Linked DNA regions of Homo sapiens: region 2 is linked to region 1. A link is a contact called in ENCODE Hi-C or POLR2A ChIA-PET data. All regions are on one chromosome and are shown on one strand. Each heading gives the region's core, a stretch centred on a gene start or an enhancer-like site at or near the end of the contact. The rest is flanking DNA. Distances are from core to core; before and after follow the strand shown.

The links. Hi-C counts contacts between places; a loop is a spot of excess contacts on that map. ChIA-PET counts read pairs that join two places held with the same protein, here RNA polymerase II (POLR2A).
Region 2: a loop to region 1 is called in a map with no recorded cell type, with 2.6 times the contacts of the local background. The contact joins the enhancer-like site here to the promoter of SMAD1-AS2 in region 1. A Hi-C loop is called at or near these places in 3 of 37 single-sample maps with no recorded cell type. POLR2A ChIA-PET finds 5 or more read pairs at or near these places in 1 of 52 experiments (activated CD4-positive, alpha-beta T cell).

Annotation. Positions count from the first base shown.
Region 1 is chr4:145,498,216-145,504,381 of GRCh38, forward strand. It overlaps SMAD1-AS2 (SMAD1 antisense RNA 2), which reads right to left and starts at 4,765. Exons shown (of 2, transcript NR_108077.1): 1 at 4,661-4,765. All of the region lies in intron 1 of SMAD1 (SMAD family member 1), which reads left to right.
Region 2 is chr4:145,805,322-145,810,996 of GRCh38, forward strand. All of the region lies in intron 8 of ZNF827 (zinc finger protein 827), which reads right to left. Among named protein-coding and RNA genes, the nearest start is that of C4orf51, 130 kb to the left of the region's middle. RefSeq lists enhancers at 2,016-2,235, 2,663-3,862, 3,092-3,281. Within about 2 kb of position 3,095, at least 10 of the 41 ENCODE cell types and tissues checked have a DNase peak (open chromatin) inside an H3K27ac peak, as active enhancers do.

The DNA.
Region 1 (6,166 bases), core at 3,515-6,014:
GGGAAACTTACTTTTTTGCTATAATATGCCATTTTTTGAAATGGAATTTTTTGATTATGTGCCTGAATCCTTAATAAAAGAGTACATTCCATTCCTATCCATATCATATTAACCCAGAATAGGGTCATGTATTTTACCAGAATACATTTCTCTGAAAATCCTATGCAGATACACTTTCAATTATTTTTTTTCCTTTATACAAAGATATATCTTGCCACCTGTTGGTCATAATGCTGTCTTCTAGAGCCATGTAGAAATAACTCTCTTACCTACTGTCAGTTTTTATTTATTTTTGTTATTGTGGTTTTAAATTTGAAAACAGCAATTGGTTAAAACTAAAAGTAGTTGGCTCTCCTGCACTCCCTTGTACCCAGCTCACTCCTAAAGGTAACTACTTGTTCAGTTTCATTTATTTTTTTCTAGGCCTTTAAAAATGCACATGTATATACATAGACAGTTTTTGTTTCTATTTGTGTTTTTAGAAAGAGACCATACTATAGATACTTTTTACCACTTCTTACTGAACAGTTGTGGTATGGTTTTCTTTTCATGGTAGTATTGTACATGAAAGTCCATCTGTTTTTTCTTATTTTATTAACAGTTACATCATAGTCGAATGTATCATAATTTATTTAATCATTCCATTATTGTTAGGCACCTGGGTTATTTAGAACACGAATATACTTGAACATAGATCTTTGTGTGTGTTCATCTGAGGGAGCTGTTTCCCCTGTGGCTCTCTCAAGCCGTGGCTGGTTTTTCCCATAAACCTTTTACCTCTTATTGCCACCTTCAGACCATTCTTCTACCATCCTCTATAAAAAACACCCAACTTCGACTATCATGTAAAATTATACCACTCATTACTCTTCCTTGTTAGTCATTTTCTGCCCCATTGCCCATATCGTTCACTCTAATTCCTACAAGATTTAACTCCTGGTTGTTATTCCCTTTATACTATAGGTTGAGCGACCCTAATCTGAAAATTCAAAATGCTCCAAGATCCAAAACTTTTTGAGGACTGATATGGCACCACAAGTGGAAAATTCTGCACCTAACTTTATCTGACAGGTCACAGTCAAAACTTTTTTGTGCACAAAATTATTAAAATTATTTTATAAGATTGGCCAGGCATGGTGGTTCATGCCAGTAATCCCAACCCTTTGGGAGGCTGAAGCGGTGGATCACTTAGCCCAGAAGTTTGAGACCAGCTTGGGCAATGTGGCAAAACCCTGTCACTAATAAAAATCCAAAAATTAGCCAGGCGAGATGGCACTTGCCCGTAGTCCCAGCTATTCAGGAGGCTGAGGTAGGAGGATCACTTGAACCTGGGAGGTCTAGGCTGCAGTGAGCCATGCCACTGCACTCCAGCGTGGGCAACAGAGCAAGACCATGTCTCAAGAAAAAAAGAAAAATTTCAGCCTATGTGCATAAGGTGTAGATGAAACATACATTAATTTTATGTTTAGACTTGGGTCCCATCCCCAAGATATCTCATTTTATATATTCAGAATATTCCAACATCCAAAAATACCTGGAATCTGAAACACCATCTGGTCCCAAGCATTTCAGATAAGGGATACTCAACCTGTATTCCTGTACAGGAATTATGGACATTTAGTCCATAATTCTTGGACTACTTCTCCTCCAGTGGCCTTGTCTTTGGTCCTACCTCAGATATTCAATCTCTGGGTAGAAAGATTCCATAAAAAAAGAAGAAAAAAATCTCGCTCAGTCTTACAGTTCCCATAATACGGGTTTTCATACTTCTAAAAATTAAACAATTCTCCAACCTTACAGTTAATTATTTTCTTTATATAAGCAGTAAAGTATTATTTGTTCATGTCTGTACTTTGAGAATATATCCAGAATCTGACGACTTCTGCCACGCTGGTTGAAATCTTTATCATCTTGTACCTTAACAATTGCCATAGCTTCCTAACTGGTCTCCCTACCCACCACTCCCTACTTCGATCCCTGCGTCCTTCAGTATGTTCTCAACCCAGCAAGCCACAGTAATTCTATTAAACTCTAAGTTGGATGATGGCTCTCCTCTGCTCAGATCTCCCAGTGTTTCCATCTCAATTTGGGTCAAAAGCTCTGAAGTCTCTGTGGGTCCCGCACATACCTTCCCCTGTGACCTCTCTGGCCTCATCTCTCATTTCTCTCCCCTCACTCCATTCCAGCCTCAGTGAGGACTCCTTGCCATTCCTTGAACATCTCAGGATCATTCTTGCCAAATGGCTCAAATGGCTTTTGCAATTGCCCTTCTCTCTGCTTGGAATGCCCTTCCCCAGATAATTCCTTTCAGGGGGCTGTTCAGATACCACATTCACGACGAGGCTTTCCCTGACCACCAGAATGTAGGCCCCACCAAGGCACAGAAACAGACTTTGAAAAACTTTTTGTGTCTCTTTCAGTGCTGCGTTTCTAGTGCTTAGAATAGTGCCTGGCATGTGATAGCTGTTTGTTGAGTGAATTGAATAACTGTAGTGGTTACTAGTTTTTCTCTTTTTGTATGAAGTTAGAACTTCATTAAACAGACAAAAACTAGACTGTAAACCTCATTTTTTTGGATATGCAAAATATTAAAATTAGCCTTATTTGTGAACCTGCTTTGTTAATCACTTTGTTTTTCAGCATGTTATAATTTTGAAGTAAGCCTTTCATGTTTATATTTAATCTGCCTAACCCAGTGGATTGGGTGATGGTATCACAATTTTGTGGAAAAGCAAATTGAGGCTCAGAGTTGTTTTCTTCAAAGTACAGCTACTAAGTGGACAGCTGCAGTTCAAACCTATTCAAGTTAAGGACACTTGTTTTCTAATTTAGAAACCATCTTAAAATGACAAAAAAGTAGGTAGAGGTTTTATTTGAAAGCATGGAGAATGTGCCCCAATTTCTCATTCTGGGTTTTGTCTGCCTTTTGTTTCCATTTTCAAAATATGTAAAATAAATGGTTAACTTTAAAATTCCTGACAATGACAGATCAACAAGTTTTATTTCTCTCACCTGTGGAGGAAGTGGCCTCCACCCAGTTTTACTGAATTAGGAGGGAAGTGATTTTTTCAAGTGATAAAAAGAAATAAAATTCCATGCTCTTCCCAGAGGAGGAGTTCAACAATTGGGAAAGTGGCGTGAGACCATATGTTGGTTTGTAAAAGGATATAACTTGTAAAGATGTTTCCTTTGATGCCTGTGATGAATATGGATGTGTTTCCCTTCTAGAGGGTCCTGATTAAATTATGCAATTAAGAGCTGAGCTGAAGGATCTAAATATAGGAAGAGAGTTCAGGCCGTCCTGCTTTGTGTCTGTCAGTTCACCCCTACAGATGTGCATGTTTGTTGTCATAAACAGCACCTGTGAGATCAGTGGAGCGAGAGAAATATGTTCCAAAACATGAAATACAGCAGGATTTTTGTTTCTTTTTTTTTTTTTAAAGGGATAGTTTTTTCCTCCTGTAGTTGATTCCATTTTCATCTGTGAATTTGATATTTGGATTACCTTTTTTTTTTTTAAACTTGACTGAGGGACTTCAGTATTAGTCAGTACTGGTTTAAAATATAGATATACTACTTACCAGAATATGGTCTGGAGAAAGTTACTTTAACCTCTGAGCCTCAAGTTTATTACTAAAATTGAGATAATGATTTCTACCTTGAAGCATTGGTGTGAGGAGTCAATGTAATAATGTTTGTAAAAACAACCAGTATAATGCTTGTATAAGTTGGTAACTCAAACAATTTCGTTTATTAGCTACTGACGAATCATTCATAACTAGCCACTTACGGAAATCTACCACATTTAGCATTCTTTGTAGTCTAAAATTGCTATTTTAGGATAACTGACTCAAAGAGAATAGTTTTTTCTGAGACAACTACCATAGACTTTCTCCTGGGATAGTCAATAAAATTAAATCTTAAAATGTCTGTGGTCTTCAATCTTTCCTGTGTTTGAGGAGTGAGCATTTGTAGGCCAGGAGTCTTTACAGTGTTTGAGTTGACATGAATGTGAATGGCCTTTATCAGGATGAGCTTATGGGGAGCTGGACATCTTGAAAGGCTACCGTGTCCTGAAGGACAGTATGCCATTACAAGCATGAATTTGGGAATGGGGGTTCAATGGGATTAAGGAATGTTGTACAACTTTTAGAGGAAATGGCAAGAAGATATAGAAAAGCCAACTTTGTTTGTTGAAGTTGGGGACAATAAGAAAACTTTCAATTGCCTTAACTATTCAAGTAATCATCTAATCAGACAAAACAGATGTGACAGCTGCTATTTTATAGGGAATCTCTGTGATTAAGAAAAATTAACCAGGTACTCTATTAGCAGCCTAGATTTGTCAGGATGGAAGGATTTGTGTATGCAGAACAGAACCAGAAAGAACTCTTTTTAAAGAATTTTCTGATATAATGAAGATACGTTAATAGCACACTTGGCACACCTAAAATAAATAAACTACAGTTATATCCTTAGAGACTCTTGTCATTCTGACATCCATAAGTTCCTTGCTTCCTTTTCATCAAGGAGATGCTACTTTTGAAATTGTTTGGCTGAAATTTCACAGCTTCAGTGAACTTACAAGTGGTAAGTAGTAAGCTGGAATTCAGTCTACATGGTATTCCTTTTCTTTTTGATTCCTAAGATTTCTACTCACTTAACACTGTTGAGGGACCAAATTGCATCTCTTGCTGGCATGTCACTTAAGTTATACTGGAGAGACTGGAAGACTTGCTGTCAGTGTCTGCGCTTTAAACGCACAGTGTCTGCGCTTTAAAGGCAATAGTACCTGCATTATTGCATCACTATAAATAGAATTTCACGAACTGAACCTCTCTCCTATCTCCAACCCCCAATTTCTCCAGATTTAGAAAATCAGTCTCCGGCAAAAATAAATTTTCAGTGGGAAAAATGTCAAACTAGCTATTCTGCATCATCAGTCCCATGTTTGGAAGTAGCCAGATCAAGGCTGAATAGTAAGAGGCTCAGTAAGATGGAACTTTACTTGTGGTGTTTGTGATGGTAGGACTCTCCTGCTGCTGTGAACTGAGAGCAGCAGAGTTCTGTGTTCTCTGTGGGTCTCCGTATGGCTTTCTTGTGTAGGAATTTGGTTTAAATACATTTTTCCCCTAAGGACTAAAGCGAAATAGAGTTCATTATAGCCTTTTTAGCAATGAAGTTAAGCGCTGTACTTTATGAAGTACGTTAGCATCAGTAAAGAGCAAGGTTTTATCCATTTTCATTTTTCTTTCTGTTCTAGAGGTTTTTTCCTCCCTTATTTTGCTTAGTGGTGAGTTTTATTTAGCTAAATTTGACTCATTTGAGATTGAGACAAATGTTGAAAGTTGAGGGCTAACTGCTGTTTTAAAACAGGAAAAAGGAATGCAGGCACTTCACCTGTTTCCTCCTCCAATACAAATACAGCAGGTCCTCAGACAACCTCATTTCATTCAATGCCATTTCCTTATAACGTTGATGAGAAAAAACATTCCCAGCCTAGGCCACTGTCTGTGTGGAGTTTGCACATTCTCCCCATGTCTGCTTGGGTTTTCTCTGGCTACTCTAGTTTCCTCCCATATCCCAAAGGTGTGCACGTTAGGTGAATTAGTATGTCTACATTGTCCCCATTGCAGTGCATGTAGGTGTGTGTGTGAGTGCGCCCTGCCATGAAATGGTGTCCTGTCCAGGGGTGGTTCCCACCTTGTGCCCTAAGCTGCTGGGATCGGCTCGGGCCACTGCGACCCTGAATTGGAATAATTGGGTAAATAATTATCTTGTTTCTGTTCATCTTTCTTAAATGTATATATGGCTCACATTTATTTCAGTGTTAATTTTAGAAGTGTTTTGGGTCTCAGAAGTTTGGTAATGTTTTTGTGACCAGAAATGTCCTGAAGGAACTTAACTCTTGTTTATATAAATTAGCTGATGCTAAAATTAATTTTGTTTTACATCGTTTCACTTAGAGCCACAGTTTCCAAGAACCCGTAAGGACTTTACTGTATCTGAAAACCTGGTTAGCTCCTAACTGGAGTAACTGGGTTAAAGAAGCATTTGAACATTATTTGTTGAACCAGATCAAAGAACATTGCTACTTTAGGGTATTTTCTGGAACTGAAATAACTAGATCCATTTCTGTTTTTATATTCATTGTAATGGCATTGGA
Region 2 (5,675 bases), core at 1,845-4,344, 310 kb after region 1:
CCCATAAGTATTCAGTTAAATATCTAGATAGTCATTTTTAACTGATTAGGAAAAAAAAATCCCCAAATTTCAACCAAATGTAACAAAATAGAATCCCTCTGTGATAACTTAATGAGAAAAATATTGGGCAACACTCACCATCAATAATTAACTAATTATTAAAGGAACATGCACAGATTCCATCCACTATAAAAATTCTGCTCAGCAAATTACCTTTCTTTGCCTCTTTTATCTTTATGCAGGGCCTCTCTGTTCCCATTAAGCCTTTCAGAGGACATTATTTGGGCTTTAAAGATTAAACAGGAAAGAGTTAAATGGAAGTAAGATCATGTCACTTTTCTGCTCAAAGCATTCCAATGGTTCCTGGCATACTTGCAATGAAAGCCCAAGTCCATGCTATTTCAGATGACCTGGGGGCCGGCTCCCTCCCTCCCCTCCAGCCTCACCTCCCTTCCTGCTGTCACTTCCGCGGTCAAGCTCACCCTGACGTCAGGGCCTTGTTGCTCCCTTTACATGAACTTTCTTCCCCACGAGGCAATACAGGACTCTCTCCCACCCTTGCTTCAGGTAGCTGCTTGAATTTCACCTTCTGGGGAGTCTTTTCCTGACCATTCTACCTTATGTGACCCCTTCCCAAACCCCCTCTTTCCCTTGCTTATTTTTTTTCATGATGTTACCTATAATAGTACTAGTTTATTGTCTGCCTCCCCCTCTAGGGTGTATACTTCATGAGGACAGGGGCTTTGTTTTATTCACTGCTGTTCCCCAGGACCTAAGAAGTACCTGGCATACAAAAGCTGCTCATAAGTATGTTGAATAAATGAACTTTTTTTTTTTTTTTTTTTTTTGAAATAGGGTCTGGGTCTGTTGCCCAGGCTGGAGTGCAATGGTGCTATCTGGGCTCACTGCAACCTCTGCCTCCTGGGCTCAAACCATCCTCCCATCTCAGCCTCCCAAGTAACTGGGATCACAGGCACACTCCACCACGCCCAGCTACTTTTTTTTTGTATTTTTGGTAAAGATGGGGTTTCGCCATGTTGCCCAGGCTGGTCTCGAACTCCTGAGCTCAAGCAATACTCCTGCCTTGGCCTCCCAAAGTGCTGGGATTACAGGTGTGAGACATTGTGCTGGGCCATGAATGAATGAACTTTCTTTTCACCCCAGTGATATGCACACCTCACAATCTTCTCATACTGCTCATCAAATATTTAATGATACTCAGATCTTTTTTTTAATTTAATCCTCATTCTGCAACATCTCTGTATTCTTCGACACTGGCAGAGAAGAATGAAAATAATCTAAGGGGAAAGTTAAGGACAGGTTTGTCAGGAGCCACTGATATCCTTTTTCTAACTGAACTCCTTTGTTAGGAAATTAAACAGATATAACAGAAATTAGAATGCTTATTATACATTTTGATATAACGACTGAAAATACCCTCCCACGGCAGCTATTATTTTATTAATTATACCTAAGTCACTGATACTTATGAGACCAATGATGCAATGAGACAGTACAACAGACTGTCCCATTGAACACTCTATTTTCAACAACCAAGATAGAGAAAATGGCGTGCAGTTCTTCTATCACACCTGGTGCCCTAAGATTAATTTAATTCATGAATCTCCCTTGCAAGGTTAAAAATAAGTAACCACCCTCAAACTTCAATCATTCCTTGAGTAAGCTTCGTGAACCTCCAAATGGAAATGACTGTGATCATAGTCGTATTTCATACAAGGATTTCACATCTTTATTAATAACTTACAGGATGTGTAACTTTAACGTTTCTGAAATGACTCTGCCAAAATTTGTTGGAATTTCACCTTCTGGGGAGTCTTTTCCTGACCACTGTTGTTTACACAAGATTGTTGTACAAGATGTTTAGCAGTCTCTGACAAAGACCTATCCTGTGTATAACCATAATTATTAAGCTTACGGCCTATTAACTCAGAGCACCATGAATCTTACCTTTGTTCCTTAACATCTTACTCCCTCTAAACATTTAATTTTTCTTTATAGAAGTGTTTCATGCTCATTATAGAAAACTAGAAGAAGAGAGACAAGGTGGTGGTAGGGGGAAACAAAACTAAAACCCTCAATCAGAGTTCCCATCATCACCCAAAGATAACTTTCATTTTTCTTTTTCATGTCCCAGTGCTTTTTTTTTTTGAGACATAGTCTCGCTCTGTCGCCCAGGCTGGAGTGCAGTGGCGCCATCTCAGCTCACTGCAACCAACGCCTCCTGGGTTCAAGCAGTTCTCTGCCTCAGCCTCCCAAATAGCTGGGATTACAGGCGCCCACCACCACGCCCAGCTAATTTTTGTATTTTTAGTAGAGATGGGGTTTCACCATCTTGGCCAGGCTGGTCTTGAACTCCTGACCTCGTGATTCGCCCGCCTTGGCCTCCCAAAGTGCTGGGATTACAGGCGTGAGCCACTGTGCCAGGCTGCTTTAAAAAAAAAAAACAAAAAACAAAAACAAAAAAAAAACAAAAAACAAAAAACATTAATTACTATGAAAGGCATGGCAAGTCTTAGTATGACACCAGTGATGATATTTTTAAAATAACACATTTTCGAGTGATAAAAGTAACAGTTGGGAGATAGACCAGAGTGCTTTAAAAATTAACATTTTCATAAAAATGAAAAACAATTTGACCAAAAATTGTGTCAGAAATAACTTTCACATACCGAAAGCTTGCCTACATGTTAAAAGCATTTGCAAGAGTACACATTTTTTTTTTTTTCCTGAGTAAACTTTCCCCTTGTTTTTCTGTGGGTGCAAGTGACTATACAGTACATAGAAAATTAGTGAGCAAAAAAAAAATAATTAGGATGAGTCACCTTACCTTTTAAGTCATCTTGCCACAAAATGGTTACCTACAATCCACATAACCAATTAATTCCTGCCTCCATACTCTAACAAAGACAGCCAGAATTTGGATCTAATCTTTTTTTATAAATCATTCTACCTCCAGGCTATCCCACTCCCTCATTATCCTGTTTCCTGGCCTCTTTCCCATTCCTATAATACAGCTGATTTCCCTGATAACCTCAGCACAGGCCCCTTTCCCAGGACCCTCCCCCATCATGAATCTTTCAAGCCTAATTCCATTGAAGTTAAAAAAGAAGCAACTCATTTGAGTGACTCATTCCTAGATACTTAGGGCGGAGAAACTAGATTCTGCAGCTGGATGAGTCATTTTGACTGGAAAGCCCCGATAGGAAAGAGGTTCTGTAGAGTGCATACAACAGAGGATGGGGAAATTATGAAGGTAGTAGGTACAGATAAACGCAGAACATTCAAATAGTGTTCCTTAGTCTGAAGCACTTTGATACCTTAAAGAGGAGTTCTACTTTGCAAATACCACTTTACAAGATTTTTTCCCAACATTTTCATTGAAAATATCTCCATTTACTTTAGCTGCTTTTAGGTCTACCATTTTTCTGGAGTCACAGTTATGTATTTGCTTGTTTTTTAATTTTATTTTTTAGAGGCAGTGTCTCTCTGACACCAAGGCTGGAGTGCAGTGGCTTGATCTTATTAATAGCTCACTGCAGCCTTGAACTCCTGGCCTCAAGCAATCCTCCTGCTTCAGCCTCCCAAGTAGCTGGGACTACAGGTATACACGACCATACATGGCTAATTTTTAAATTTTTTGCAGAGGCGGGGTCTTGCTACATTGCCCAGGCTGGTCTTGAACTCCTGGCCTCAAACAATCCTCCTGCCTTGGCTTCCCAAAGCATTGGGATTACAAGTGTGAGCCACTGTGCCCAGCCTAGCGTCATATTTAAATGTGGTTCTGCCAAAGTGGATTTTGTCCAAAGCTCCAGGAATATCCTCATGATAGAAACTTCCAGAGAGAGTTGGTGTCAAGCATTCAGTATGAGAATAGTATGAAAAGATATTTTCTCCTTTGTTCAAAATGAAACTAACTTATTGGTGTTTTCTGATTGAAACCACCTTTGCAAAGATGATGACAGTGAGAGAAGTCCAGCATGGCTGACTCCATTCTTGCTTCTGGCCTCACAGACTGGCTGCCTTTGCTTTTTCCTGGGCCTAGGGCAGGCTAACCATGGGGAGAATTTAGTTTATAATTTAACTTTGAAACAATGATGATAATAGTCCCTCCCTAAAACTAATGCCCTTCTGGCTCACAGACTGAAAACTAATAAAAGTCCACAAGACTAGGATTATGAGAAGGGTCTGAATTCTAAAATGAAGGTGTAGTTTCTATAATCCCTTACTGCTCAGGAGTCACGTGGCCAGAGGTCACAAGATGTGTCTTCCCCAGTTGCTTCTATAGATAACATCACTATTGTAGCATCTAAGATTGGTCTTTTGAGATGTTTTTCAGACAGCATTCTGGCAACTGACTGACCCCACCCAGACCCATGACTCAACCAGTCCTGTGGCCCCCATCCAGAGGTGGACTCAGCACATGAGGACCATTTTCTATACCCCTATGATTTCATCTCCAACCAATCAGCAGCACCCATTCCCTAGCCCCCTGCCCACCAAATTATCCATAAAAAACCTGGGCTCTGAGTTCCTGGGGAGACTCATCTGAGTGATAACTCCAGTCCTCCTGCTAGGCTGCCCTGCATTAATTAAACTCTTTACTGCAATAACAGGGTCTCAGTGAATTGGTTTTGTCTGTGCAGCAGGCAGGAAGGACCCATCAGGCAATTACATGATTATGAAAGTAACATATACTTCTTATAAAAATGGAAATTCATAAAATATAAGTATAAATTACTTGACATGCCAACTAAACTGAGGAAAAGCTAACATTTCTAGATTTATTCTTTCTGCTCTTTTTTTCCTGCATGCCCACCGTTTTACAAATCATGGAATCATACCATTCATGTGGATTTGTAACCTGCTTTATAGTTTCACAAACTGTATGAAAAACTCATTTAACTCTGGCTTCTGGTTAGGGGAGCTTACTGAAGGAAGACGGCTAGGAATTATTGCTTTATATTTTTAGCAGTTTACTTGATCTAGAGATTATTCATTATGGCTCCAAATTATTATATGAGTAAAGGCCAATTCTAAAAAAAAAAAGTGACTTGAACACAATGGTTTCCCACTTTACTTTTTTAACTTTTAGAAATTATAAGTGTAATGTAAATTGATGAAAAAAATAGAACAAAGGATATAAACTCAAAAATAAAAGAATGCCTCTCACTACTGTCCCCTTCTCCCAATCCCTGTCCTTTCCACTTGTCAGTGGTAATCACCAGTCACAGTTTAAGAAATTATCCATGCATATACAAGCTATTATGTACACATAAATGTACTGCCTCTTTTTTAAAACATAATGGGATCATGTCACGCATGTTGTCAGCAGCCAGTGTTTCCTTTTTTTATCTAACAATATGTCTTGGGCATTTTTTCAAAGAGATTCCTACAGATCTCCTTCATTCTTTTTTAATGGCTGTGGAGTTTCCCACTGAATATTCATGGTTTATTGAAAATGGTTTCCTACCTATGTGCATTTAGTTTGTTTTCAGGTCTTTATGCTGCAAAGTGTATTTTTGTCCATATCCCTTAAAGTTACTTGTTCAAGTCTATTTGTAGATTAAATTCCTAGAACGAGACATTGACGTCCAGCTCACAAACTAACATGGAGTGTTATACTTCTCTGCAACCAAGAGAACTCATTTCGCTTT